Linked DNA regions of Homo sapiens: region 1 is linked to region 2. Evidence: read pairs that join two places in POLR2A ChIA-PET (ENCODE). Cell type or tissue: B cell. All regions are shown on one strand. Links, peaks and the distances in the headings refer to the core of each region. The heading gives the core; the rest is flanking DNA. Region 1 has its middle 17 kb from the start of LIMD1. Region 2 overlaps LIMD1 (LIM domain containing 1).

Region 1 (15,713 bases), core at 6,141-10,140, 88 kb after region 2:
ATTGGGTCTAACTAGGGCTGGCTTTTGTCGAGTGAGTGCAGTGTATCTAGAGTGGGCAAGAGGGTAGCCATTCCTCTGCCTCGAACCCACTGTCCCAGATATCCACGCGAATCCCTCCCTCACAACCCCCAGGTCTCCACTCAGCAGTCATCTCCTTGGGATGTCCTTCCTTACACCCTTCTCTCTATCCCTCTCCCTACATGACACACAGTGAACATCTGTTTCATTACTTGTTTGCTGTCTGTCACCTCACTAGGATGCAGACCCCACAAGGCCATGGATCTTTGACCATTTGGTTCATTGCTGTATCCCAGGAACCTAGAACAGTGCCTGGCACATGGTAGGGGCCCCCCCAAATGTGTGGTAAATTGATCGCATCGGAAAAGGGAGCACTGGTGTGGTGTTGCCGTCTATAAGTAGAAGAAATTAATTGGGCTAAATGGTGACCCAGATTTGGAAAAACAGAGAAGAGAGGGCCAGGCACGGTGGCTCATGCCTGTAATCCCAGCACTTTGGGAGGCTGAGGCAGGTGGATCACCTGAGGTCAGGAGTTCGAGACCAGCCTGACGAGTATGATGAAACCCCATCTCTACTAAAAATACAAAAATTAGCCGGGAATGGTGGTATGCACCTGTAATCCCAGCTACTTGGGATGCTGAGACAGGAGAATTGCTTGAACCCGGGTGGTGGAGGTTGCAGTAAGCCAAGATTGCGCCATTGCACTCCAGCCTGGGCAACAAGAGTAAAACTCCACCTCAAAAAAAAAAAAAAAGAAGAGAGGCTGTATTGTTACTCTTATAAATTTGTATGTCTCTGCAAACCTTCTATAGATCTTGTTTGAACACTTTGTACCAAATACTTAATCTTTTATATATCATATTTGATGAATATTAGTGATATATAGCTTAATTAAGAATATGACTACATATAGGCCAGGTACGTTGGCTCACACCTGTATCTCAGCATTTTGAGAGGCCAGGGCAGGTGGATAACTTGAGGTCAGGAGTTTGAGACCAGCCTGGCCAACATGGTGAAACCCTGTCTCTACTAAAAATACAAAAATTAGGTGGGCGTGGTGGTGGGCGCCTGCAATCCCAGCTACTTGGGAGGCTGAGACAGGAGAATCGCTTGAACCGGGGAGGCGGAGGTTGCAGTGAGCTGAGATCACGCCACTGCACTCTACCCTGAGTGACAGAGTGAGGTTACATCTCAAAAAAAAAAAAAAGTATGACTACATATATATATATATGTGTGTGTGTGTATGTGTGTCTGTGTGTGTATAAAAGATATCTGAGTTTAGAATATCTGTTTACAGTTGGGCACAGTGGCTCACACCTGCAATCCTAACACTTTGGGAGGTCAAGGTGGAAGGATTGCTTGAGCCCAGGAGTTTGAGACCAGCCTGGGAAACGTAGTGAGACCTTGTCTCAAAAAATAAATAAATAAATAAATAAATAAATAACCAGGCATGGTGTTGCATACCTGTGGTCCCAGCTACTTGGCAAGCTGAGGTAGGAGGATCACTTGAGCCTGGGAGAGCAAGGCTGCAGCACGCCACCGCACTCCAGCCTGGGTAATAAAGCAAGACTCTGTCTAAAAAAACAAAAATCTGTTTGCACGCATATATATATGTTTTTCATATCGATATATATAAAGAATTGTTGGCTAAAGGGCATTTGAAAAGCCCTAGTCTAATAGACTGTAGGCAGTAAATGGAGCTCAGGCAGCCTATGAATTACCAAGGGGCCCATGAGGCAAAGGCCGCCTGTCTTGGGACAGAGCCCTGCTTATTTTGCAGCAAACTGAAAGGGCCTCTCTGTCGCTTTTGCTTGGCTATAGGAAATGTCTCTGCACACAATGCTGTGTGTGTCCCAAAGCTGGAGGGCTACTTCAGGGAGGGCTCTGAAAAGAATCTTTATATTTCAGCTGAGCACATGGACGAAGAATTAAGAATTAAGGTTCCTTTGGGCTCTTTCCATTCCACTGATGGCCCAGAGCAGGCCAGGAAAACACTGGCCCCTCCAAATCTGTTTCCAGAACAGATTGGTCTTCTCTGGCCCCAAGGTCCACTGTGGAATTGCCCCATGAATGAAGAGAAGCAGCTGCAATGGAGGCCCTTTCCTGGTGCTTGCAATGAGCCTTTGTCCCATGAGTTTTCCCCTGGAAAGGTGCCAAGGCCAGACCCAGATATTAGGACCGTGACCTTGTCCTGTGTGTGTGGCCTCTGCCAGGCTGCTGGAGCCCACTGTCTTTGCCAGCTTCAGTTCTTCACCCCAGCCCTTTGGCCATGCAAGCAGACCCAGCTGGAGGCATGTGCCTAGCCACAGGCTCCCCATACACCCATAGGGGAGGGAGGTTTCCCGCTGGCCCTGGCCCAACCCCTCCCAGGGCCATCTGCTCAGAGAGCAGCAAAAGATGTTTAACAGTACAATGAACTGTAGTGCTGATTTCTGAATTGGCCCTAGTCACTGGATTACTCTTTTAAAAAATAAAACATGCATATGGGTTAAAATTCAAAAGGAACAACTGAACATACAGTGAAAAGAAGGTATCCTCCCACTCCTATGCCCCAGTGTCCCCTCCAAAGCCAACTACATTACCAAAAGTCACATTACCGAAGTACCTGGTCATGTACAATTCTTTTTTGGTTTTGTTTTTTTAAAACACAGGAAGTAAATGCACTGCCTCTTGCTTTTTGCACTTAATAATATTCTTGGAAATCTTTTCACATCATTTCACATGCAGCTGCCTTGTTCTTTCTTAGGGCTAATATTTCTTTCTTTGAGTGAGTCATGGACTTTTTAACCAACCTCCTATTCACAGACATCTGGGCTGCTTCTGTGCTTTTGCTACTGTGTTAACCATAGCAAGGGATGACTTACAAACCATTTCACACCCGTGCAAGCATGGCTGTAGAGTAGACACCCATGAGTTAGGCATATTCTTGAGAACTCCACAGTGCTGCTGGAGTGACTTGGATTTCTTCACAGACACCAAGGAGGTCTGTCTGGCTCTCTGCGGGTTGTCATCTAGCTGTGGTCAGTGTGAGAATCCTTGATTATTTATAACAAGATCAACAAGGACCACTAACACATCATAGCACCTACTCTGTACCCAGCATCATTTTATATCCTCTACATAGATTACACTGTTAAATCTTCCCAACAACCCACGAGACAGGTTCTGTTATCTACTCCTTTACACAGATGAGGAAATAGGCATAAGGGAGATAAAGAATTTGCCTAAAATTCCACAGCTAGAAAAAAAAAATTCCACAGCTCGTAAGTGGAGGATCTGGGATCTGAACCCAGGCAGCCTGGCTCTAAACCACACCACCTCTCATAACCAAATAATCCAAGTGATTGCCAGGCTATTGAAGCTCCCAGAGCTACTTCCAGAGTGTGTCTATCAGTGAATGTTTGCCTGCCAAACCTGAATGGGGGGACCGTGTCTTCTGTTTCCAACACTACTGTGGGTCCAGGAAGAGGCCAGACTAGACTGTAAGCTCTGTGAGGGTAAGGATCAGGTGTGTCTTGCCCACCCTGGTATCTTGTACAGTATTTAATTAATTATTGTGAATGAATGAATGAATGAATGCATATTGTACTGGATAATAATCATGCTAATAATAGTTGACATTTGCTAAGCACTGGCTAAGAGTTTGCATTCTTGCCCTTAATCCTTATAACAGCTCTCCTAGATAAATTCCATTATCCCATTTTACAAATAGAGAAATGGAGGTTCAGAGAGTTTAAGTAGATTGCCTAATGGCACATAGCTGGTAAATAGAGGAGTAAGGATTTAATCCCTGAATGTCTGCTCTCTGTACTGAATGATGTCTGAGGTCTTATCTGCACCTAAGTTTTCAAATCCATGAATTTCCCACCTATGAGTTGACCTCCATTGGGTGCAGGCTAAAGGTAATAGCCACCTGCCAATCTTTTTTTAACTTTTGATAGAAGTATGTTATATGGAAAGAGTATAGCATGATGGATTTTCATTAACTGAATACCTGTGTGCAACCTGAACCCAGATCAAGAAGTAGCACCTGACCAGCACCCTAGAAGCCCGCTGTGTCCTCACCTAACCACCACCTTCCCAAGGGTAACTACTATCCTAACTTCCAAATGCATATATCAGTTTTGACTATCTCTGTTTTTCATGTAACTAGAATCACACAGTATGTATTATTTTGAGTCCAGTTTCTTTTGTTCAACATTATGTTTGTGAGAATCATTCACATTGTTGTGTGTCATTGCAGTGTGTGCATTTTTATGGCTGTGTAATATTCCATTGTGTGATGTACCATGCTTTAGCTATTCCACTGTAACAGGCATTTGGATAGTTCTCATTTTGGGGCTATTTTGAATAGTCCTGCTGTGAATATTCTATAGGGCAGGGCTGTTGGTGAACTAATGTAGACATTTCTATTGGGTATATCAATGAGAAGGGAATTGCTGGGTCATAGCATACTGGTAGATCCTAGTAATAGATCCGGCTAACCAGGGCTCTAAAGTGGTTGTACAGTTGCTATCAGCAAAGGAGAGTTCTTGCTCTCCCACATCCTCATCAACACTTGATTTTGCCATTCTTTTCATTTTACCATTCTGGTTGGTGTGAAGAGTTATCTCATTGTGGTTTAATCTGATTTCTCTGATGATAAGTAAAATTGAGCACTCCAAATCCCTTTATATAAGAAAGTCAGAAAACAAAGCCATTGCAGAACTACTGATTTTTTTTTTCTTTCTGAGAAGTCACTGAAATAAACCTCCCATTCTGTTTTCAGGATGATGTAAGAGACCTACCTCTTTCTTGAGATCCAGTGAGTAAAGTCCTGAGCTCAGACTGGACTGGCTCAGGGCCAATACTCAGTCCCCTTCATTCTCCTTCCCTATCCCCCTCTTATAAAAGAGTTAGGACCCCCCAGATCGCAATAAAACATGACAAAGAAGGCTTGTGTTCCCATAGTCTTTGTCAGATATTTGCATTTCATCAAACCAGTATATCTATCAAGGCCATGTACACACAGACCCAGCCTAGCAGAGCCTTTGCTAATCCAGCTTTGTCACTTAGACTTAAATATGCCCCAGATCAACCACATCACTGAATCAGATGGAGCCACAAGGCTTTCTTCTCTGACAGCAAAACCATAGAGGAATTTGCTATATAAGATTCTTCCCCAAGTGATCTGTTCTTTGAGCAGTTGTCTTGATCCATCAGAAACAAAACAAAGACCTTTGAAGCAACTGTCATTTAGATGTGCCAAGATGGATGTCTTAGTCTGTTTGTGTTGCAGTAACAGAATACCACAGGCTGGGTAATTTTTTTAAGAAATGTATTTCTTACAGTTCTGGAGGCTGAAACGTCCAAAGTCAAGGAGCCAGCATCTGGCAGAACCTTCTTGCTGCATCATCCTCTGGTGGAAGGTGAGAGGCCAAGAGAGCACATGCAAGAAAGAGAGCAGGGAAGGGGGCCTAACTCATCTTTTTATCAGGAACCCAATCCCACAATAACTAACCCACTCTCACAATGACGGCATTAATCCATTCATGAGGACAGAACCTTCATGGCCTAATCGCCTCTTAAAGATCCTGCCTGAACTTTGCAGGACACATTCAAACCCTAGCAATGAACAACTGGAATCAGTGTCAAGAGGGCGTAAGTATGGCAGTTCTAGAACCTGGAGACAAAATTACGAATGAGAGGCAAAGGGTAGAACAGAACAACCACAGCCACTGCACTCTGCTTGGTGCTTTACAAGATCTTCAGTTGGGCATTCGTCATTGACAGCTCTGCACGTTAGGAGCCATCCTCATTTGGCAGAAATGGAAGCTCAGTGAGGTCATGGCACTTACCTAAGGTAGCACAGCCTATTGGTGGGGGATCTGGAAGGCAGACCCAACTCCTTCCAGCACCAAAGACCCTGTTGTTCTCCTTGGCCCTCTAACAACTCCCAGAAGGCGGCCTCAGGAGCTGACTCATAGGGAGCTAAACACCTGATCCCACCTTTGGGACTGGCATGTGGAGACAGGAAGTTGCCACTGTAAACCTACCAAAGGAGCACTGACTACAAAGCCAGGTGACAGCAAGTGTTGTGGAGGATGTGGAGCAAGGAAGGCTCTCCTCCATTGCCAGAACACTTTGGAAATAGTCATTTTGTAGAGCATGCACGTGGACCTCACCCAGCTATTCCACTCCTGCAGCTATCCCCAGAGAAACTCATGCCTTCAGAGACAGGTACAGAATTTTCATAGTAGTACTGAGTGATAGCAGAATCCTGAAATAACCTCAAAGCTTGCTGATGGTGGAGTGATAATAATTATAGTTATAGTTATATATATATAGTTATATATACTAGTTATATAGTTTATTTGACTCATAGTTTGAGGATGGCCACCTAGGAGCATAGATTCAAGTTGCCCTGAATATACACTCTGATTACCAGCAGTTAGAGTTAGGTTTTTAAGGAAAAAAGAAGAGGCCATTCCTAAGATGTTTACCAAGAATTTATATTAAGATAACATAAGCTATTGATTGACTATACATTGTTATTGGTATCACAAATTCCCTTCTTCCCCTCCCTGAAATCTCATTATCTATCTCAGAAAGTAAGACTGAGGAATGCAACCACACATGGATGAGCTTTTTCACAAGATAATGCCTGCCTGTCGGCTCATTCAGATTCCGAAGAGAATCATTTATAAGCTAATTTCTGTCCACTCATTCTCCCTAATAATCATTTGCATTTCCCCATATGGGAAATTGCCTGCATTTCCCATCTCCCCCGTTTCCTATGAATAAGGGTATATAAGCTTCTGTATCCCGTTGGGTTACTGGGTAATCATTCTCCTGTGGTGCCCCCTAGTTATACATGTCAAAATACATTTTGTATTTTCTCCTATTAATCTGCCTTTTGTCAGTTGATTTTTCAGTGAACCTTCAGAGAAGGGGAACTTTTCCCTTGACCCTTATACATGGTTTATGGGAGTGGTACACTATGATTTGTGAAACTAGTCCCTACTGTTGGTTGGTTTCCAATGTTTGGTTACAGTGAACAGTGATGTTTGTAAGTCTTAGCACAATATGCTGTTACTTTATCCCTTGGGAAAATCCTACAGGAACAATGTGGAGTCTGCAGATATGTGCCTCAACTTTAAGACTTTTGATACTACTGCCAAAAACACCTGAATCCTGGGAATAGTGAGCTTTGGTCAGAAGACAAGAAAATTCTGGTCATTGGAACACCTAACCCCTATAACGTTTTTATGTCTTTTATCTTCAGAACACTGTGAGCATTATGAGCCCCATTTCACATATGAACTCAGTTAGTCTCAGAGAGGTTAAGTGGTATAATCACCCAGTGGGTTCTTCCTGCCTGTTGCACAAATGAAACTAGCTCACCGAGACCATGGTATTGCAATAAAGAAAGAGTTTAATTAATGTGAGGCCAGTCACACAAGAGAACTGGAGTTATCACTCAAATCAGTGTCCCTGAAGGCTTGGAGGTTAGGATTTTTGAAGGATAGTTTGGTGGGCGGTGGTCTGGGAAATGGGTGCTGCTGATTGGTTGGGGATGCAATCATAGGGGTGTGGAAAATGGCCATTGTGGGCTGAGTCCACCTCTGGGTCAGGGGAGGCCACAGAACTAGCTACGTCATGAGTCTGTGTAGGGTCAGTTGGTTGCCACAATGCAAAGGTCTGAAAAACATCTCAAAAGACCAACCTTAGGTTCTACAATAGTGGTGTTATCTATAGGAGCAATTGGAGAAGTGACAAATCTTGCTAGGAGTGGTGGCTCATGCTTATAATTCCAAGTGGAAGGGCAACATAGGAAGACCCCATCTCTCTCTCTCTCTCTTTTTTTTTTTTTTTTTTTTTGAGACAATTTCACTGTTGTCACCCAGGCTGGAGTGCAATAGTGTGATCTTGGCTCACTGCAACCTCCGCCTCCCAGGCTCAAGCGATTCTTCTGCCTCAGCCTCCCAAGTGACTGGGATTACAGGTGTGTGCCACTATGCCCAGCTAATTTTTGTATTTTTAGTGGAGATGGGGTTTCACTATGTTGGCCAGGCTGGTCTCGAACTCCTGAGCTCAAGTGATCCACCTGCCTCGATCTATCAAAGTGCTGGGATTATAGGCGTGAGCCACTGCGCCTGGCCTACAAAAATTTTTTTTAAATTAGGTGGATGTGGTGATGCGCAGCTATGGTCCCAGCTACTCAGGAGACTAAGGTGGGAGAATTGCTTGAGCTTGGGAGGTCAAGGCTGCGGTGAGCTGTAATTACACCACTGCACCCCAGCATGGGTGACAGAGTGAGACTCTGCCTCAAAAAATAAATTAATTAATTAAATAAAATAAATAAATAAAATAAAAATCTTGTAACCTCTGGCCACATGGCTTCTGAGCAGTAAAGGATTATAAAAACCATGCCTACATTTTAGCAGAATTCAGGCCCTTCCCAGGATCCTATTTTTGTGGCCTTTCATTCATCTTACAAAGGTGATTGCAGCCCCCAAACAAGAAGAGGCATCAGTTTTAGGGAGGGACAATTATCATCCTTGCTTCAGAGTTAAACTACAAACAAAATTCCTCCTATATTCAGCTTGGCCTACACCCGGGAGTGAGCAACATGCCCAGGGTCACGCTGGATCCAAGCTTGAATTCACACTCAAATCTGTCTGGTTCCAAACAGGTCAGACTAGAGCGGATTTTTGTTGTTGTTGTTGTTTTTTCATAAAGAGGTAGCTCCTGGCCAGGAGCAGTGGCTCACACCTGTAATCCCAGCACTTTGGGAGGCTGACGCAGGCGGAGACTTGAGGCCAGCAGTTCGAGACCAGCGTGGCCAACATGGTAAAAACCCATCTCTACTAGAAATACAAAAAAATTTAGCCAGGCCTAGTGGCACGCACCCGTAGTCCCAGCTGCTTGGGAGGCTGAGCCATGAGACTCGCTTGAACCCGGGAGGTGGAGGTTGCAGTGAGCTGAGATCGTGTCACTGCACTCCAGCCTGGGGAACAGAGCAAGACTCTGTCTCAAAAAAAAAAAAAAAAAAAAAAAGAGAGAGGTAGCTCCCACTATTTAATTATCAATAGGCTGAGTCTTCAAACACTTCCCTTCTATGTTATTTATTATTCTTTTGCTTGCAAATGACAGGAGCCCCTCTCAACCTAGCTTAAGGAAAACGGAAGCTGTTGACAAGTTACGGGCACATGTCATGGTGCACAGGCCAGAAGAGCAGCTGGCACAGGTGTGTGAAGGAAGGTGCTCAGTTGGAGTGTCCCCCAATCCCCGCCACTTTCTCCTCTGCTCATCACAGATGTGCTGTTGGCTTCCCTGGCCGTGGTGACCATCTTGAACTCCTATCCCCTGTTAGAGTCTGGGCTCTCAAAAGATGATTGACTCTCCTTTTTCTGTCCCAAATCCAAATTTCTGGGGAGAAACTCTGGCCCAGCTTGAGCCACGCGATTACTCCCAGCTTAGCACCATTGCCAGGGTGTGGGTTGCCCTGTATTAAAGCAGGTATTTCAAACACCTAAGTAGTCACCACAGCCAGGGAGGGGGAATGCCATGACTCCCAAAGTTTTCTCTGGAAGGGAGAGAACAGGATCTTCCATTGGCCCTCTCAGCTCACAGAAATCGCTTTGAGGGAGAGAAGCACATGTTCTTGAGGGAGAGCTCCACCCTAGAATTTGGTCAGAGAATTGTGTCAATGCCAGAGAACAAGTGTCCTTTAATTGCTCAGCCAATTCTTTATGTTGCTAATAGGGCGGCCCATGAGCAGATGCACTTCAGCCTAGGAAAACAATCACATTCTTGGTTATAAGCAGCCTTCCCCCACCACAGACACATTCTTGTGGTCTAGAAGGAGGAGACTGAGAAAAGGGGGAGCTAACAGGTCTGCAAATATAGTCGCGAGAATTTTCAGGGAGCCTGTTAAGGGGTATCATTTGAAGGAGATCTGAAGGTTGAGAAATACCATCGTCTCAGGTGGGGAGGGGCATTCCTGCAGAGGAATGTGGGCAAGCAGGGCCTGAGTAGCTGGAGTGGGAAGGGCACTGGGTGAAGGGATGCTGAGCTGGGTAGGGGCTGGGGGAGTTGGGGTCTCACGGCCCATTACTGGGTTTGCTCATGGGGATTGGTAAGAAAGTGTGACATAACCTGCACTAAGCTCTGAAAAGATGACCACAGCCGCCATGTTAAGAATGGACTTAGGGACAGGGTTAGCTGCCAATGGGAGAAGATGGGTGCTACATCTTTTTGTTTGTTTTTTGGAGACAGAGTCTCACTCTGTCACCCAGGCTGGAGTGCAGTGCTGCGATCTCGGCTCACTGCAACCTCCACCTCCCAGGCTCAAGGGATTCTCATGCCTCAGCCTCCCAAGTAGCTGAGATTACAGGCATGTGCTGCCACACCTGGCTAATTTTTTGTACTTTTAGTAGAGACGGTGTTTTTCTATGTTGGCCAGGCTGGTCTCGAACTCCTGGCCTCAAGCAATGTGCCAGCCTCAGCCTCCCAAAGTGTTGGGATTACAGGTGTGAGTCACCACGCCCAGCCATGATGTCTTTTTTCTGACATCAAATTTGTGGTTTTTCCACACCAAGCCGTTCTCGAATTCTCTGACATCATCTGGGTGTTGTCAACTGAAAAATCATGAAATCTATACATTTGGAGAGGAGACTTTATTTCTGATAGAGGGTTACAGCCTGCAGGCTGGCCATTCCCAGGCTGGGAAGCATAGCCGCCGGCAGAGCCCAAAAGGCAGGCACTTTGAAGGAGAACGGGTTGGAACAGGGGTTTATGCCAGATGGTTGGCCAAGTACACACATTCAACAGGTTATAGGAGGGGCTATGAATATGCATGAAGGGGGTCCTGATGCATGCCTATTTAACAAACATGCCTGTATCATATAACCCAGGTTCACTTTGGGGTGGAGACTTAACATTCAAATGCATTACAATTAAGCCCTATATGTCAGAAGGTGAGGAAGAGACATGAAGGCACCCCAGTGCGCAGCCTCTGTCAAACCCAGCCAGAACTAGCCCATGGTCAGTGGTCTCTTATCAGGAGAATTGTATAGAAATCAGTCTTCTGTCCTATCAAGGCTGTAGTGTGGCTTGTAGAATGGGGAATCAGACAGCCAGCGTCTGTGGGATGAACCGCAATTGTTTCAGTATTGCTTATCTCAAGGCCAGTGCTTGTTTAGGGGCTAGAGAAAAAGAAAAACCTTGTGGCAGTTGGAACATAGTTTATTCTTTAAGTGTAGGGTGTGTGACCTCACCCTTGCCTGGCGCACCGTTAGGTCTTGTTTGTAATTTGGTATCTTATTGCCACAAAGAGTCCGTTCTGTTAGTCTTAGGATCTCTGTTTTCACATTAACGCTGGTGAGTTGTGTCTAAACTGTGAAAGGGAGGGAGTATACTGAGGCGAGTTTGACCTCCTGTCCCGTCATGCCTGAGAATTCAGTTTTTAAGGTTTCCCTGGGGTCCCCTTGGCCAAGAGGAGGTCCATTCAGTTAGGTGGGGGGTTTAAGGTTTTCTTTTTAGTTCTCACTCTCCAAACAATTCAACACTTCTGACACTAACCGGAGTTAGCACAGATGCCAGGCTAAGGGCTCAGTCCCACAAGATTGCCCCACTTCTGACTCAGCCAAAAAGTCCCAGGTCCCAGTCTACCTGTACCTCTGTCCAACTTGGCTACCAATTTGAGGGTTCCCATGACCCCCTCCTCAGGTTCAGTACTTGGCTAGAATGACTCACAGAACTCAGGCAAATGCTTTACTTACATTGACTGGTTTATTATAAAGGATCCAACCAGGAATAGCCAGATGGAAGAGATGCACAGGGCAAGATGTATTAGTCTGTTTTCACACTGCTGATAAAGACATACCCAAGACTAGGGAATTTATAAAGAAAAAGAGGTTTAATGAACTCACAGTTCCACATGGCTGCAGAGGCCTCTCAATCATGGTGGAAGGTGAAAGGCACGTCTTACATGGCGGCAGACAAGGGAGAATGAGAGCCAAGCAAGAGGCGTTTCCCTTTATAAAACCATCAGATCTTCTGAGACTTATTCACTACCATGAGAACAGTATGGGGGAAGCTGCCCCATGATTCAATTATCTCCCATTCTGTCCCTCCCACAACATGTGGGTATTACAGGAACTACAATTCAAGATGAGATTTGGGTGCGGACACAGCCAAACCATATCACAAGGTGTGGGGGTGGGCAGCATGGAGCTTCCTTGCCCTCTCCAGGTGCACTGCCCTCCCAGCATATGGACATGGTCACCAACCTAGAAACTCTGTGAATCCCAGTCTTTAGGGCTTTTTATGGAGGTTTCATTATTGCAGGCATGATTGATCAAATTCCTGACCATTGGCCATTGAACTCAATATTCAGAACCTCTTCCATGTAGGTCAGGGGCTGGGCTGACAGTTCCAACACTTTAATCACTCCTGTCTTTCTGGCACCAGCCCCCAACCTGAAGCTATCTAGGCACCCGCTTCCCTGCAGGAGTCATCTCATTAGCATAAACTCAAGTACGGTTGAAAGGGGCTTGCTATAAATAACAAAACACAGTCCTATTATTAGCAGCTGGGAATCCATAGAGATCAGCAGCTACCTCAATTCTTGCCTCCTCAGAAGGAAGAATCCGATGGAGGGGCATAAGGCAGAGTGAGAGACTGAGGCAAGTTTTAGAGTAAGAGTGAAAGTTTAAATAGGAATGAAAGGAAGTAAAGTACAGTTGTAAGAGGGTCAAGCAGGCAACTTGAGAGAGTCAAGTGTGTGGTTTGAACTTTGACTTGGGGTCTTATAGGTTGGCGTGCTTCCAGGGTTGCATTGCTTCTCCCCCAACTCTTCCCTTGGGGTGGGCTACCCAAGTGTGCAGCTGCCTGCGGCACTTGGGAGGGGCCACATGCGCAATGTGTTTACTGAAGTTGTGTAGATGCTCATTTTTCCCTTACCAGTCGAGTGTTCATAGAGGAAGGTCACATACCAGTTAAACTCTGCCATTTTGCCTATTAGTGCACATGCTTGAGCCCACTCACCCAACTCCTGAGATCTTACTGGGAAGCTGCTGATCACCAGCTTTAGATGTTTTCTATCTACCGGGAGACGGCCTTTCCCTGGTGCTGGCTGTGACCAATTATTATTTCAGAGAGATAGTTTAACAACTTCCTGACCATCACCTGATGATTGCCTGACATTCCTGTTGCCCGGGAGCCCTCTCCTGTCCTGCTCGTATCTGGCTAACTATCTACTCTAACACGATCACAGGAAATTCCAGAGGGTTTTGGAGCTCTGGGAGCTGTGTGCCAGAAATCTGGGGCAAAGGTGAAATACATATTTGCTATTATACCACACCTGAAGTGTTCAGAAGGCAGTTATAGCACAGGTGAGGTGATGGGGGCTGATGTCAGGGAGGTGACACTGGAGCCAGAAAGCACTGGAGGGACTGACGAACTCAAGAGAGCTCTGGGTAGTGGAACAGACTGAGATTGTGGGTAGAGATACAGGAAATGATATAGAAAAGGGGAGAATTGCTAAGTTTCTGGTTTGAGCATCTGGGAGAGTTGAGTGAGAGTTGGCCATTTATTGAAATGGGACAGATTTGGGGAGAAACATGTTGGAGAGAAAAAAAAAAGAGGAGAGGTGAAGAAATCCACTGAGTGTTCTGAAAGTCAGCGTAACCTCCCCACATGTTCTTCTTGCCTGCTGCCCAGGTAGAACTGATTAATCAAGACAGAGATTGTAATAGATAAAGAGTTTAATACACATAGAGCCAGCTAAATGGGAAGCCAGAGTTTTATTATTACTCAAATCAGCCTCCCTGAAAATTCAGAGGCTAGGGCTTTTTAAAGAAAGTTTGGTGGGTGGGGGGCTAGGGAATGAGAAATGCTGACTGGTTGGGTCAGGATGAAATCATAGAGGGCTGAAATGGGCTCTTCTTGCTGTCTTCTATTCCTGAGTGGGATTGCAGAACTAGTTGAGCCAGATTACCTGTCTGGGTGGTGTCAGCTGGTCCATCAGAACATAGGATCTGAAAAATACCTCAAATATCAATCTTAGGTTTGATAATAGTAATATTATCTACAGGAGCAATTGGGGAGGTTAGTGATCTTGTGGCCTCTGGCTGCATGACTCCTGGGTCATACTTTCTAATCATGTTGTAGCAGGACAAGCTGCAGACAAAACCCCTCTGACACCAAGTTAAAGAAGGAAGGGCTTTATTCGGCCAGGAGCTTTGGCAAGACTCAAATCTCCAACAACCGAGCTCCCCGAGTGAGCAATTCCTGTTCCTCTTAAGGGCTTACAACTCTAAGGGGGTCCACATGAGAGGGTCATGATCGATTAAGCAAGCAGGGGGTACGTGACTGGGGGCTGCATGCACCACTAATTAGAATGGAACAGAACAGGACAGGGATTTTCACAGTGCTTTTCCATACAATGTCTGGAATCTATAGATAACATAACCGACTAGGTCAGGGGTCAATCTTTAACTACTAGGCCCAGGGTGTGGTGCTGGGCTGTCTGCTTGTGGATTTCATTTCTGCCTTTTAGTTTTTACTTCTTCTTTCTTTGGAGGCAGAAATTGGGCGTAAGACAATATGAGGGGTGGTCTCCTCCCTTAATGTGGCCAATTTGGTTTTGTTTGTTTTTTTTTGAAATGGAGTCTCACTCCATCACCCAGGCTGGAATGCAATGGTGTGATCTTGGCTCACTGCAACCTCCGCCTCCTAGGTTCAAGCAATTCTCCTGCCTCAGCCTCCTGAGTAGCTGGGATTACAGGCACCCGCCACCACGCCCAGCTAATTTTTTTGTATTTTTAGTAGAGACTGGGTTTCACTGTGTTAGCCAGGATGGTCTTGATCTCCTGACCTCGTGATCTGCCCACCTTGGCCTCCCAAAGTGCTGGGATTACAGGTGTGAGCCACCATGCCCGGCCTCCAATTTGTTACTTTTACAAAGGTAGTCTGGTCCCCAAGCAAGGAGGGAGTTTGTTTCGGGGAGAGCTGTTATCATTTTTGTTTCAAAGTTAAACTATAGACCCGGTATGGTGGCTCACACCTGTATATCTTGACATTTTGATAGGTTGAGGCAGAAGGATCACTTGAAGCCAGGAGTTTGAGACCAGCCTGAGCAGCGTAATGAGATCTTGTCTCTACAAAATTTAAAAAAAAAAAAAATTACCCAGGAGTGGGCCAGGCATGGTGGCTCACACCTGTAATCCCAGCACTTTGGCAGGCTGAGGTGGGCAGATCACTTGAGGTCAGGAGTTCAAGACCAGTCTGGCCAACATGGTGAAACCCCGTCTCTACTAAAAATACAAAATTAGCCAGGCGTGGTGGCATGCGCCTGTAATCCTAGCTACTTGGGAGGCTGAGACATGAGAATTGCTTGAACCCGGGACACAGAGGTTGCAGTGAGCTGAGATCATGCCACTGCACTCCAGCCTGGGTGACAGAGCAAGACCCTGTCTCAAAAAAAAAAAAAAAAAAAAAAAAGGCAGGGCACAGTGGCTCACACCTGTAACCCCAGGAGTTTGGGAGGCTGAGGCGGGCGGATCACCTGAGGTCAAGAGTTTGAGATCAGCCTGGCCAACATGGCAAAACCCCATCTCTACTAAAAATACAAAAATTAGCCAGGCGTGGTTGTGCATGCCTGTAATTCCAGCTACTTGGGAGGCTGAGGCAGGAGAATTGCTTGAACC
Region 2 (15,713 bases), core at 5,775-9,774:
CCCAGGGCTTGCAGGATCTGGAGCAGAGACCAAGACTCAGTGGGGATTATAGGGAAGGATGAGATGGTGGAAGGGGAGAGGAACACATCAGGCCTAAGGATTACATGAGCAGTCACACACAGAGTACACTTACCCCCGAGTTTCACCTAGGAGAAGAGCAAGAGGTGATGGGGTGGGAAAGGCAAATCTGTTTAGATGAATACACAGAAGAGACCACACAGGAATCCTTCTCCTGCAGCCTCTCACAGGGTCTCTGAGCTGGCAGGGAAAGAGGGCTCCTTTCCAACCCTCACCCAGAACAGGAAACTCTTGCATAGTTCTTTAAGAGAAAGAGATGGTAAGGAAGGGATGGGCCAATCCCAGGGCCAAAATCCACCACGAAGAAGTGGGAAACGATGCAAAGCAGGGCCACAGAAGGATACATCCTTCCCAGATTTGGGAAGCAGCAAGTACTCGGAAAAATGAAAAGAAATTCCATGTGGAAATGGCAGAGCTCAAAAGGAACCCCTTCACTTCTGCCTCTTGGATGCCCCTTCTATGCAGCTTTGACTCTGGAGCATGATAATCTAGAAGTTCTGACTCAACCCAATGACCTCAAATCCAAGTGTAATAAGTAAAGTTTCTCTGTTGTTGTTTTTAAACGCAATAGAGGGAAAGCCCCACAAACTTCTTCCTCTCAGTGTCATTTAATCTGGATCTGGATGGGATACCTGGAACTGCCAGAGCCAACCTGAAACCAGGACAGACCCAAGACATGGACAGCAGGAAAGAGAAGAGATGGAAAGAACATCCTTGGTGAGGTCCGTAAGTAACTGAATTAACTCATCATGGAACCACATACCTCCAAGCCTCTTTTTAGGTGAGATAAAATATCATTCCTATGAAGTCAGTGGTCCTCGAAATGTGTGTGGCCCCAGACCTTCAGCATTAGCATCACCTGCAAACTTGTTAATAATGCACATTCTTGGACCCCATCCCAGATTTCTTGAATCAGAAACTCTGGGGGTAAGGCCCAGCAGTTGGTATTTTAATAGGGTGATTCTGATATATATTAAAGTTGGAGGATCATTGGTTTAACTCGAACTGAGTCTGGGTTTTTTCTATAATTTGCAGTTGAAAGCATCTTCACTGACTTAATAGGAGATTCATTTCTGCAATTACCTGCATCATGAAACTTAGCAAAAACAACTGAACTACAGAATCAACATGAGCAAGGTCACACCAAAACATGCATCTGCAAAGAATGTACAGAACGGTCATCAGCATCCAGCAGTGGGAGCCCACACAGAAAGCCTTCAAACAGGCTGAAGAAAGGGGATTTTGGATTTGGGGAAGCCTTGTCAGTACACTGTGAGACCCAGGGGTAAAGATATGCTGTGTTACAGCTCCTTCCCCTGGAAGCCTCAGGCGGATAACTCCACACTGCACAAGCTCCAGCCAAGAAGGCAAGAGGAGGGCGTTGTGCTATTCCAGCTTTCCTCTGAATGCTCAGCTTTCAAGCTTCCTCATTCCCTCTTGGGTTTCCCTAACCTTTGAGGGCCCTCTCAATCTGCAGTAAGGCAAAACAGGAAGAACAACTGGCTGGGCTTCCAAAACCCATTTGGCAATTTGGACCTTGGAATGCATTTTCCCCAAGATGAATGCTGTCTTGGCAGAAAGAGATCCTTAAATTAATTTAATCCACATTGTGCCTAAAGTAAGATTAGAAAAAGATGCCATTTTGCTGCATTGTGACTAGCTGTAATACTTTTTTTATGTGAGACTATGCCTGGTTCTAACCTGCAAGCCCAGAATGTACCCCTCTATTAACAAAAGGGTATATAGAGAGACAATTTACACAAAGAGTTAGACAGCTGGGGTTCTGTCTAGACATTCACTAAAAGTTTTCAAGTCCTAGGGAAGACCTGAAAGACTGAAGCTTCAACTTCATACTATCCCATATGGTAGAGATCTCACATCAAGAGATGGGGACTATTTCCCCCTCCCCTTGAATCAGAACTGGCTTTGTGACTTTCTTTAATTAACAGAAAGCAGAAGAAACAATGTTCTGAGATTTCTGAGTCAAAGGCTTAAGAAGACTGGTAGCTTCCACTTCCTATCTCTTGCTGTAAGGAAGTCTGAACTAGACTACTGAATGATTAGAGGCTACAGGGAGAGGGGCCTGGAGGGTGAGAGGTCATCTTGGATGTTCCAGTTCAACTGTGCTACCAGCTGAACAAAGTTAAGTAGGAGACCCCAGCCAATGCCACACAGAGCAGAAGAATTGGCCTGCTAAACCCTGACCTAAATCCTGACCCACAGCATGAAGCATGATGATAAATAAGAAATCACTATTGTTTTAAACTACAAAGTTTTAGGGTGGTTTGTCATGCAGCAATAGATAAATGACATACCCTGAGGTTATCCAAAGAAGTCTTAGGATTACTAGAACTAAGAATAGGGTATAATCATACTCATAAATTCAGAGCATGTTGACTTCATATGAAGTAGGTTTGTCAGAAGGACACTAAAAACAAAGGCAAATTCTGCTAAAGAAATAGAGCCCTACAGAGTCTAGAAGATACCTGGGAAGGAGAGGTAAGCATATGTAGCTTCTGCCTACCTCCCACTGCGAGCATGGGGGAAGGGCCACGTTTCCCAGGGAGGTCTTGGCTACTAATGAGGACATGGCTCTAATAGGGCTAAGACCTCTGCTGAGGTCTGTCAAAGCCTGGGAGATAGCAGATATTCATCACGAATGGGGAGGGCTGTGGGTCACTGATGTTTTATAAATATTAGCATATAACCAGCAGAAATGAGTGTTTATGTCCATCAAAGACATGTTCAAGAGTATTCACAGCAGCTTCATGCATAAATAGCAAAAAACTAGAAACCACCAAATCCCCATCAACATGAGATGGAGAAATAAATTGTGCTATATCCATACAATGGAATTCCACTTAGCAATACAAATCAATAAACTACCAATACAGGTAACAGCATGGATGAAGCTCAAAAACATATGTAATAAGACCTGAAAGAGTCTATACTATATGTTTCTATTTATATGAAGTTCCAAAACCAGCAAAATGAATTTCTGGCAATAGAAGTTGGAATAATGGTTGCCTTTGTGGGAGTGGGGTCTTGAGTGGGAATAGACAAGAAGGAACTTTCTGGAGTTTGGGAAGTGTTCTATATCTTGATCTGGGTGGTGGTTACAGGGGTATATGCACATGTGAAAACTCGTTCAGATGTACACTTAAGATTAGTATCTTTTACTCTATGAGTTATTTCTCAATAAAAAGGTAAAATTAAAAATACTAATAATTAGAAATTATCTTCTCTAGAATGAAATTAATGAGTCAGCTTAGAGAGGGACTTAACTGTTTCCAACTTAAAGTATGTTATATAATCATTTCCTCTGATCAGTATATTAAAGAACTTCTTAAAGGCTGGTTTCCAATGGTGAACAATTTGATGTTGTATTCATTAACCTCATAACCTAACCCTCTAGGGAAAAATTGTCCCCACTGAAGACCTGAAGCCCAAAATAACCTCAGAGAGCCAGTGACTGAGCAAAGAATGGAATGTATAAAACCTGGTCCTTGCTCTGCTGTCTCAGAACTAAATGACAGGCCCTAAAAACTCATCTTCGTAATGGTGTGAGCTGGGCATAACACAGGGAGAAAAACAACTTTGCTCCTCTGGCTTTCTGCATTTGACTCCAAGGTAGCTGAGATTTCTGCAGTAAAAACAGACTGTATTTAGCATCTCACCTGGGATGCCACAAGGATCACAGAGAAGCCAGAGGGAGGCCAGTGCGATTCAAACAGCCCAGAGGAGGAGAAAGCATTATCGGAAACATGATAGCGTGTGCTCTAGATGGTTAAAGATGTTAATTCCAATAAAAGCCAACAATGTGGGTTCTATTAGAACAAGCAAGCTGTACTTTACAGGGACTTTTTTTTTTTTTTTGAGGTGGAGTCTCACTCTGTTGCCCAGGCTGGAGTGCAGTGGCGTGATCTTGGCTCACTGCAAACTCCGCCTCCAGGGTTCAAACAATTCTCCTGCCTTGGCCTCTCAAGTAGCTGGGACTACAGGCATGCACCACCACGCCCGGAAAATTTTTGTATTTTTAGTAGAGACAAGGTTTCACCATATTGGCCAGGCTGGTTGGTCTCAAACTCCTGACCTCGTGATCCGCCCGCCTCGGCCTCCCAAAGTGCTGGGATTACAGGCATGAGCCACTGCGCCCAGCTGTAACCACAAATCAAGATAAGAAACACTGTCCTCAATTATTAATTTCTTTTTTCTCTGAACACCTCCTCCTCCACCTGAGATGCTGTTCTCTTCTTTGGCTGACCTACTCACCATGTCCATGATCAGATGTCCACAAAGAAAACACCTGTCAGCCGACTGCTGGAAACCAGAGTACTGCAGAAGAAAAAGAAAAGAAAGTTAAACCCAGACTGGTAAGATGAATCAGCCACTTCCCCAACAGCCAAGAGGATTATAAGGAATTTCTCAGAAAGATGTGTCACTCTGTGCAGAATTCTGTCATCCCCAAGTACAACACAGCTGTGGGCTGAGTCATAGAATATTCTCTGCCACGAAAGCCATCACAAATACTAGTACCACTCACTCTAACAATGACTGTGTCTGGGCACCCACAGCATGCCAGGCTCTATGTAAGGGACTGTATATAGAGATGCTTTAATCCCATCTCAGTGGTTCTCAAAGAGCAGTTCCCTGGCATCACTTGAAAGCTTGTAAAAAATGCAAATCCTTGGGCTCCACTCCAGACCTACTGATTTGGAAACTCAGGGGGTGGGTTCTGGCAATCTGTGTTTTCACAAGCCTTTCAGGGGATTCTGAAACCATCACTCTAATGCTTACAACAATTCTGCAAGGTCTACATTATTACCCAGAATCCTCAAATAGAAGCAGAGGGCAGCTCAGAGAGGTTAAGTGAACTTTTCAAGGTCACACAGCCAACAAAGGGTAAGGACAGAAATCAAATTCAACTCCGGTTCTGGTTAAAAAGCTAATGCCTTTTATAGTTAGCTTCAAAGAAACTTAATAAATATCTACTTTACCTTACCTTATCTTACCTAAACACATACACACACACAGTCTTGAAAGACATGAGGTGCTCTCTTCAAAAAACATACTAGATGCTACACGCTAGACTAGAAGTTTGGGTATTACAAACACAACTTAACTGGGGGAAACCTTATGAAAGGAAGCTGGGAAAAACAAAAAAGGGAAACTTTCTGCAACTCTACACCATGTGGTGGAGGTTTCTGTTGTCTGGCACCTACGCCCCATTCTGGGGGTAATAGCTCTCTATTTTCATTTGAGATCCAGCCCCCAGCTCCACACCACGTGGCTCCCATCACCATGTGGGCTGGCTCCATGCCAGGGCCCAGGCAGGGCATTGACAGATCTGGCCCATCAGAGCCTTGCATTCCTCCAGCACTGTTACTTTTTCCAGGCGTGGGCATGTGGCCCAGTAAGAGCCAATGAGACTCCATCAGACGTCTGTGGAGGATTCCGAAGGAGGGACTGGCACTCTTGCCCATCGGATGTGAAACTGAGAGAATGTAAACTCTGGGGTCCTCCCAACATCTGGCCATCACATAGGACCTGAGACTGAAGCTAACACTGAGATACACGGCCAAAAACTGTGGAGAAAATGACTCCTGAGGCACTGCTGGAATAATTTCCTTTTTACTTAAGCCCGTTTGGGTTTGCTAGTCTGTTTCTGGCCAACAGGAATCATAATGAATCAACTTTTCAGTGAAAACCAAATAGAGCTTTTCTCAAGGGAAGGCAGGGAGAAGCTGGCCCTGAGCCCATCTCTGCATCTCACATTCCTCATCCCTGAGATGACAGAGTCATTTCAACCACCAACTACCAAGCACCCAGTCTGCATGGCATCTTGTTAGAATCTGCAGGTGTGAAGGTGAAGACGCATGTTCTTTCTATCCTGGAAGCTTTCAGTCAATGGAGGAGAGACTTGTAAGCAGACATACTGCTCAGGGCTAACAGCCCACAGCCCTGCCAGGGCAGGCCCTGGGCATGGTGGCAGCACAGAAGAGCTCCTCCATTGTGGGTGCAGGAGGGACAGGAAGGCTGTTGGGGGGATCTGGGAAAATAAAGGGGCAAGACATTGCAAGCAGGGGAAATGGCCCAAGCAAAGGCACGAAGGCATGAGGTTGCATAGGTGTGGGCAGCTGGGGATTCCAGACCTCGGAGAGCTTCTGAGTGTGCTTTGTACCCTGCACATGCTGGGACCAAGCAGGCCAGGTTTATGCCCTATAAGGCCTCTTGATGCGGGTGTGCGGAGGCCGTTAAGCTAGCCTGGCTGAGCCATGCCGGAGGTATGAACGGAGGCAGAATTGTGGAAGACATGGCAGCACAGAGTTCAACGCCTGGCTGCGTTCAAGGAGGTGGGGTTGAGGACAAACCTAGGAGGCAATTCTCACAGATCAGGACCCAAGGCAAGGTAAGATTTTTCTGCTTCACAGAAATATGGTGAGGGGCTGGTACGTGAGGGGTTGGGACACAGCCCAGGGGCCAGTGGGATGCCAGCAGCTGGCCTCAGAGGTGCGGCAGGGCTAGAGCTCAGGTCTGGGAGCCACTGGCACATGGATGGACTTCCAGTCCATGGGAGAAGCTAGATCCCCAGAGAGAGTGGGATGAGAAGAAGAGAGCCCAGGTCCCAGTCCAGTGGTCTAAGAGGAGGAGTCCAGGGTGGTGGAAGAGGCAGAACTGCAGAAAGCAGCAAGAGGATAGCCAAGTGACCCCACAGTTCCTTCAAAGTACAAAGCTGTGTGGTTTGCCATTGGCCTCAGGAACATGGCCACCCCCAAGTATCTACAGAAGGAAAGGCAGGGCCCCTCTCTCCAGCAGTGCAGCTTCCCTACACGCTGGCCCAGGTCCCCCCAGGCCCCTGCCCTCTGACTCTGGCCAGGACATGCAAGGGGAGGCTTCGGTGACACACTCACCAGGAAGTCTTCTTCACAAAACACTTTGCCGTTGACAAAATAAAAGGCTTTTCCTCTCAGCTTCCGGCCTAAGGAAAAAATCACAAACACAGGGTAAAAAAAGAAAAATTTTAATATGCAGTGGAAAAAGTGAAAAGTGAAAAGCAAAATCTTTAGGCAGAAATAAACACGTAAAAACCGCCAACTGTCAATGACACTTTCCAGTTCCTAAAAGATGCCGTGGCCCTCGGCGAGAGGCAGGCAGGCTGAGGCCGGGAGGAAGGGTGCCCTGGCAGGTGCTATTTGGCAAAAAGACTCAAGGGCTGACTTGGAAGTCATCCTACGCTCACCTTCCAGCACCTCCTATCTGCTTGGAAAGATGCCAGCAAAGCATTTGGTGGCAGGACAGCAGAGGCAACACAAGGGGGCATCCAAGCAACAGTCTCTTGTGAAGATGCAGTTTCCCACAGGCATTTATGACAGTCACCTTGGACATATGCTCCAGGACCATTGTGACCGCCTATCAGGAGAGTCCTATACATTGGTTAACTATTATTTTCCTATCTTTTTCTCACCTAAACTGTAGAAAACACACATTGTTGGAAGGATATTTTTGTTTCTCTTGACCTAAAACGAGTAGGCGGGAGTGGGAAAAGTTCAAAGCACCCTGATTCCTTGGATGGAACTCTTGCTTCCATAAGGCTAACACAGGTAAACATCCTTTATCAGTCCCTCTCATCTCTTATGGAAAACACAATGGGGCTGTGAGCTCAAGGTCAGCAGAGGGTGTCCCGGGATCCCCTACTTGGCAGTATTCACAGATCTGAGGGCATTTCCAGTGCTAGGCTCAACACATACTCAACAGGCAATGTGGGGGTTTCAGAAACTGAATGAACTCTCTGCAAAAAGTTAAACCAAGCCCTTTGGGGCCAGCCCACAAAATGAAAGTAAAATCATCATTGTCACAAACAGTGCCCGAGATACAGAGAAACCCGCCAGACGAACACTGGCTGCCCTCGCCTGGTGACGCCCACAGGAGGCAAAGCAGCGCAAGGCAGATAGCGACAAGACTGTCAAAGAACATTCCTCAGACCTCAGAGAGGACCCTGAAAGCATCAACGCAGCGGAAAAGGCATAAAAAAGGAAGTAACTTTAACTACAAATCCATCTTCTTTGCTGTGGTGGTCGTTGCTACCAGATCTAGTGTTGTCTGAATGTTTCCCCCAGCCCTCCTGTAGGTTCCTGTAGGACTTTTTAATACTCTGAGTATATGCTACATTCCTTGAAGATATAGCTAAGTCAGCTTCATACTTGGAGGGGAAGCTTTGGCAATACTCTAACAGAGTGCAGTACATGTTGAGTTAAAGAAAAAAGGAAGAGTAAGCCATGGATCAGAAGATGGCCAAAGCACATATAAAATGCTATTAGTATCTGGCCGGGCACAGTTGTTCACGTCTGTAGTCCCAGCATTTTGGGAGGCTGACACGGGAGGATCACTTGAGGTCAGGAGTTTGGGACCAGCCTGGCCAACATGGTGAAACTTTGTCTCTACAAAAGGTACAAAAATTGGCCGGGCACAGTGGCTCAAGCCTGTAGTGCCAGCACTTTGGGAGGCTGAGGCAGGTGGATCACCTGAGGTCAGGAGTTCGAGATCAGCCTGGCCAATATGGTGAAACCCCATCTCTACTAAAAATACAAAAAAGAGCTGGGCATGGTGGCATGCACCTGTAACCCCAGCTACTTGGGAGACTGAGGCAGGAGAATCGCCTGCACCTAGGAGGCGGAGGTTGCAGTGAGCCGAGATCATGCCACTGCACTCCAGCCTGGGTGACAGAGGGAGACTCTGTCTCAAAAAAAAAAAAAAAAAAAATTAGCCAGGCATGGTGCCACGCACTACTTGGGAGTCTGAGGCAGAAGAATCACTTGAACCCAGGAGGTGGAGATTGCAGTGAGTCAAGACTGGGCAACAGAGCAAGACTCTGTCTCAAAAATAAATAAATAAAATAAATTAAAATAGTATTAGTACCTAAGACACAAAGAACACCAATTAATAAGAAAAAGATAAATAATCCAATGGGGAAATGAGCAAAGGGCAGGAAGAGAAAGTGCATAGAATAGAAAACCTGTTATACCTTAGGAATAACCAGGATTATTAATCATAACCCCAATATCTATAATAAAAAGATGTTCTATCCTATCAACAATCAGGATAATGCAAACTAAAACCACAATGAGATTCTATCTCACTTTCATAGATTGGCAAAAATTACTAAATCTAATAGCATGTCTTGGAAGGTGTGGGACAAGAGGAGCCCTTTCACACTGGTGGGAGTATCATCAACTGGGATGACTACTTGGGAACAATTTGTCAAGGGCCAATAGATCTGAAAATACACATAATCCACAACACACTTCTAAGGTTGCCCCTTGAGAAGATTACCCAAACATGCATGAGGACAGACATGTATGGATGTTCACGGCAACGTTGTTATGGAAAAACTAGAAGCGTCTTCAGTGTTCACTAGATATGAGAATTGATAAATAGACGAAGAAACTGGAGCTGTATTTACTGGATGTAATACCAGACAGCAGTCAAAATGAAAGGGCTAGATCTATGCATATCATTATTAATTGAACTGAACACCAGTGCAAATAAGGCAAAATGCCTGAAGATATACCAATGATCGTATATGTGTAAGTTTGAGAGTGCGCACACACACATACACAAACTAGTACTGTTTTGTTTTTTTTTTTTGAGACGGAGTCTCGCTGTGTCGCCCAGGCTGGAGTGCAGTGGCACGATCTTGGTTCACTGCAGCCTCTGCCTCCCAGGTTCAAGTGATTCTCCTGCCTCAGCCTCCCAAGCAACTGGGATTACAGGCACTCACCACCATACCCGGCTAATTTTTGTATTTTTAGTAGAGATGGTGGCCAGGCTGGTCTCGAACTCCTGACCTCAGGTGATCCACCCACCTCGGCCTCCCAAAGTGCTGGGATTACAGGTGTGAGCCACCATGCCCGGCCACAAACTAGTACTGTAAACTAGTACTGTATGTTTTTTATTGACAATAGTATATATGGTAACAGTAGGAAAATTTCAATTCATAATGGCAGCTGCCCTAGGGAAGGAAGGGAGAGGATGGGAAAAGGAATCAAGATGATTCCAATTTTTATATAATATTTTATTTCCTTTATAAAAATACAGAATCAAAGCTACAATGTAAAAATGTCTGTGCATTCTGGGTGATAGGTAAATAAGGATTATTTCCTATAGTACTTTCCAGTAGGTTTTAAAATACACACACAATTTTTATATATTTAATTTCCTTTATAAAAAATATCAAACCAAAACTATAATGTAAAAATGTCTGTGCATTCTGGGTGACAGGTAAATAAGGATTATTTCCCATAGTACCTTCCAGTAGGTTTTACACGCGCACACACACACACACACACACACACTTAGGTGAAACACCGTAAACGAAAAGGCAATAACAAACTAGAGCAAACATCTATACTGTATGACAGAAAAGGATGTAACTCTAATATGAAAATAACTCAAGTAACAGTCCTATATAAAAAATGGGTAAAGAATAGGCAGACAAACCACAAAATAAGTATGAATGATCAATAACTATAAAATAAAATCTTTAGCTTTCCTCATGATTTAAAAAATATTGCTGCCAGGCACAGTGGCTCACACCTGTAATTCCAACACTTTGGGAGGCCAAGGTGGGAGGATCACTTGAACCCAGGAGCTCAAGACCAGCCTAGGCAACACAGCAAGATCCCATCTCTACAAATAATAAAAAAGTTAGCTAGGTGTAGTGGGGCACGCCTGTAGTCCCAGCTACTTAGGAGGCTGAGCTAGGAGGATCACTTGTGCCTAGAGGTTGAGACTGCAGTGAGCTGAGATCACGTCTGTGCACGCCAGCCTGGGCAATAGAGTGAGACTCTGTCTCTCCAAAAACAAACAACAACAAAAAACCCTATGCTTTACCTATCAGACTAGCAAAGCTTAAAAAGAATGATAACCCCAGTGTTAGTAATGACACAGACAAACAGATACTTGTTCACACTCTGCAAGGGATAGCAGAAGCTAAAACAAGCTCTTAGGAGAGAAATTTGTATTAAATGTCAGTAGAATTTACAAAGTTCAGATATTTTCTCCCCAAAAATTCTATTTCAGGAATTTATCCTAGTTCCAGAAATCGTCATCTCAGATTTATAATAGCTTGCTAAAAATGAGCATCAAATGTCCAATTCCTATTAAATGATAACCCATATACATGTTGGAATATTATGCAGCCATAAAAAGATTGTGTTTTCAAAAAAATATTTATTGACAGGGAAAAATACTTAAAATATTTTAAAGGAAGTATATAAGTATGTGGGTTACAGTTATGAACACACTCACATATATGATGACAAAATTATGTGTACACTCATACACATAAGATGTACACCAAATTTTAAGTCATTATCTTTGAGTGTAAGAAATAGGTGATTTTCAATTACCATTTTTTCCTGCAATAATTATGCATTATTTTTATAACCTGAAACAAAGTTTAATGGAGTAGGGGAATGTGGGTGGGGGTGCATGGAAGGGATAATAGGACTTACATAGAAGGCCACAACTCTTTAGGTCTCCAAAGCTGCTCTCTTGTCCTCCCCTCAAAGTTACTGTTGCCCTCTCTTCTAGAAGGTCCCCATCCTTGAACGTTCGCAGTATTTTCTGACTCTGCTAAACTAAGGTACCAAGAATGTCTACCTACAGCTGGGTGATCTCAGGGATCATCATCAGAACCCCCTTGACAGCCATGGAAATTAATTTCAGTTACTTAAACTTTCTCTCTATAAAGGGACTCCAGAGAACTCGAAGTTTTAGAAAAGAAAATGAGAACTAACTAGAGTATCTTTCCCATACTTTTCCCACGTCGGACACCTACCTGGGTGACAGCTGATCTGCTGCCCTCTGTCCCTCCCCAGGAACAAGGTGACGAGGAACACAAACAGCCCACCTGGCCGGGCGCGGTGGCTCACGCCTGTGATCCCAGCACTCTGGGAGGCTGAGGCTGTTGGACCACTTGAGATCACGAGTTCGAGACCAGCCTGGCCAACATGGCGAAACCTCATCTCCACTAAAAATACAAAAATTAGCTTGGCATGGTGGCACGCGCCTATAATCCTAGCTACTTGGGAGGCCGCGGTAGGAGAATCGCTTGAACCTGGGAGGCGGAGGCTGCAGGAAGCTAAGATCGCGCCATTGCACTCTAGCCTTTATGACAGAGAGAGACTCCGTCTCGGGAAAAAAAAAAAAAAAAAAAAAAAAAGACAGCCCACCTAAGAGAAGCTTGCTCAACCAGTAAGCAAAACTATTCACACACTGTCTGATCACAAAGTCCAAATCTTTACTTGTGGAGCTCCCCACTTTCGCCTCTTCCTTCTCGGAATTCCCGCAGGGTAAACTCATTCCTCAAGAGAGGAAAGAAGGTGGGGCTGCAGTTGCGGATGGGGCCCCTAGAGGGAGCTAGGAGGCCACCAGGAAACGGCGCAGGACTTCCAGAGCTTAGGCTTCTGATCCAATGTATGGAGAACACAGCAAACAGCACTTTGGTTCCAGGAATGGGGTTAGCAAGTTCTAAGGAATCTGAGCTGGAAATCAACGTTTTGTGTAATAGGGCGAAGATCACCTCTATTCCAAAAATCACAGAGGAAGATCATTGAACATGCAGAAGCACTGAACCCTCTAGTGTTAAGAAACAAATTAAACGAAAGCTTTTTCATCCAGGAGATCAACAAAGATTTTTTAAGTGTTTGTGATTGTTGTCACTGTATATTTTCATAAGCTACTGCTGAGAGTGTAAGATGATAAACTCTCCCTGGAAGGGAAACTTTAAAATGTTTATCTCTGACTCAGTGAGGTTATCTGAGACTTAGCTTTGGGAAAGAATTTTAAAAAGTGAATAAATATTTACTTAGATCCAAACTGGCAGCCTTAGAGGAATGGTTATATAAACCAGAGTACATATAAATGATGAAATGTTACATAGCTATTTAAAATGTCATTTAAATAGTGTTTTAGTCATATTGGAAAATGCTTATATATAGCATATATATATGTTTGGGGATAGCATATATATATGTTTGGGGTTTTTTTGAGATGGAGCCTGACTCTGTCACCCAGGCTGGAGTGCAGTGGTGCAATCTGCAGCCTCAGCCTCCCAGGCTCAAGGAATCCTCCCACCTCGGCCTCCTGAGTAGATAGGGCTACAGGTGTGCACCACCACAACTGCCTAATTTTTGTATTTTTTTGTAGAGACAGTGTTTCGCCATGTTGTCTAAGGCTAGTCAACAACTCCTGGGCTCAAGTGATCAGCCCATCTCAGGATTACAGGTGTGAACTACTGCACCCAGACTGAAAATATATTAACAAGTGAAAAAAGCAAACTTGACAAGTGTATTTATAGTACAATTCCATTTCAGTAATTTGCAGATACCACTGATATGCAAAAGGGAAAAAAACAAACAGTGGGTAACACTGGTAGAAGTATAACAGTGAAACATCACTTTCTACTTTATATACTTTAATATTTTAAATTTTCTTTCTAGTATTAGGTACAGTGACAGATGGTATTAGAGAGAAATTTCACTTTACTTCACATATTTCTATATTAAATTTTTCTAGAAATATGTATAATATGAAAAAATACTTTTAATCTTAAAAGAAAACCCTTATGTTATAATGTGAAAAGTAAAAAGCAAGATTTAAAAATTGTGCATCTCAACTATATAAAGAAATTCAAAGAAAAAAAGACTGGAAAGGAAATCTGCCCATGAGTGGCAACGCCTCTGAGTGGACATATTTAGAATCTGCATGGTGAGGCCAGGCACGGTGGCTCATGCCTGTAATCCTAGCACTTTGAGAGGCCAAGGCGGGCAGATCGCCTGAAGTCGGGAGTTCAAGACCAGTCTGACCAACATGGAAAAGCCCCCTCTCTACTAAAAATACAAAATTAGCCAGGCATGGTGGTGCATGCCTGTAGTCCCAGCTACTCAGGAGGCTGAGGCAGGAGAATCACTTGAACCCAAGGAGTGGAGATTGTGGTGAGCTGAGATCACACCATTGCACTCCAGCCTGCAATGAGCAACATGAGCAAAACTCAGTCTCAAAAAAAAAAAAAAAAAAAAAAAAAAAAAAAAGAATCTGCATGGTGGAGGGGATGGTTTATTTCCTAGTTGGTTGCTTCTATATACTTTCCTACACTTTCCCAAAGATTTACCAATGAGCAGGTATTGCTCTGATCATTTAAAAAATTGCCCAGCTGGCTAGATAAGTCCTCTTGCTGCCAGTTCCCACAGCTGAGAATTCCCATGTCCGGACACAGGAGGCCAGTACAGGGGGTTGGGGGACTACGTCTGATTTTCCTTTATTCCAAATTTTAAAAAACTGAGACTCCCCCACTGACCTAAGAGGGTGGGGCTTAGTTTGCTCTGAAGAACTCACACTTCATTTTTCACTTCGGTTTTGAAAGACCACCTGAGGTTAGAAACTGGATAGTGTATCAAAATATATTTGTTTGTATTCTGAGTGGGAGAAAAGCCTAACATCTACTGATTGTCTTCTGTGGTCTAAGTACTATGTTTAGGGCTTTCACATATATTTTTAAATGCTTGAAAACTTTGCCACACAGGTTACTGCATCACTCCACCTTCTGACCCTGTACTGTCACATGCCTTTTACGGAAGAAACTCACAAAGTCATTTCCTACTCAAAGCCATCACCTACTCCAGGTTTCAGTGAGCGTAGAAAGGGTTCAGTAAAGAGTCGGGCAGAAATAAAACACATCACATGTCAATGTCATGGAGCAGTACAAGGATACAGGAATTGATTATTTTTGGGAATCACTTGAAATCACACCCAAGGATTACTCCTAACTTTCTGGAGTAAAAATATGATACTTATGAATTACACATTATCGTTTTCATTTCATAAGTAAGGAAATTGAGGCTTACCCAGGTAGTAAGTGGGCAGGATGGGAACCCAGATTTGTCTGACTGTGAAGACTGTGCTTGTTCCACTGCACCATGAGGCCATGCAGCAGTATTTAATGCTTGTTGGATGCACACCTATATGCAGAATCCAGTTTCTCTCTTCTGCCAGGAAATGGGACAGGCCTTTCTTTCTTTTTCCTTTTTTTTTTTTTTTTTTTTGAGACAGCGTCTTGCTCTGTTGCCCAGGCTGGAGTGCAGTGGTACAATCATAGCTCACTGCAGCCTCGAACTCCTGGTCTCAGCAATCCTCCCGCCTTGGCCTCCCAAAGCGTTGAGATTACAGGTGTGAGTTACCATATCTGGCCGGAAAAGGGAATTTTCATTCAAACACTTTCTAGGTACTGGGCCTTTTACTTGCCTCATGTCTCACTTAAGTGTCATGAACAGCTCCGTAAAAACTCCTTGTGATGACAGGCATTTAGATGTAACTTGATAGGTAACCTTCCACTTGGAGACAGGCTAAAGTTTGTATCTTTGGAGAAAGGGGGTTGCTGAGAGGAGGCTGAGGCCAGGTAGGAAACAGCAAGCAACCTGGTGCTGAGAAGCAGGGAGGCAGAAAAGGTATTCTCCAGGCTGAATCACCCCAGATTTGGCCAATGAAACAGACGCCAACTAACCTGAAAATTCCTGGAATCACTGCCACTGTCCTGAAAGTTCCAATCAAGAGCAGGATCCAGAATCCTCCTTATT

What was found. ChIA-PET counts read pairs that join two places held together with the same protein. Peaks named below come from ENCODE experiments on the same cell type or tissue, not always from the same donor. Only the 100,000 strongest peaks of a DNase experiment are listed, where the experiment ranks them.
Region 1: POLR2A ChIA-PET joins it to region 2 with 10 read pairs; 7 of 35 experiments call an interaction of 5 or more read pairs at or near these places.

What each region holds. Positions count from the first base shown.
Region 1 is chr3:45,569,747-45,585,459 of GRCh38, reverse strand. No RefSeq gene overlaps it. Among named protein-coding and RNA genes, the nearest start is that of LIMD1, 17 kb to the left of the region's middle. In B cell, for the core only: no CTCF peak of the experiment used is centred there; no DNase peak of the experiment used is centred there.
Region 2 is chr3:45,656,994-45,672,706 of GRCh38, reverse strand. It overlaps LIMD1 (LIM domain containing 1), which reads right to left. Exons shown (of 8, transcript NM_014240.3): 3 at 6,990-7,057; 4 at 4,351-4,413; 5 at 1-17. Among named protein-coding and RNA genes, the nearest start is that of LIMD1-AS1, 24 kb to the left of the region's middle. In B cell, for the core only: CTCF peaks have their summits at 7,159 and 7,360 (motif pointing right); DNase peaks (open chromatin) are centred at 7,356 and 7,966; H3K4me3 peaks cover 709 bases; H3K27ac peaks cover 1,922 bases.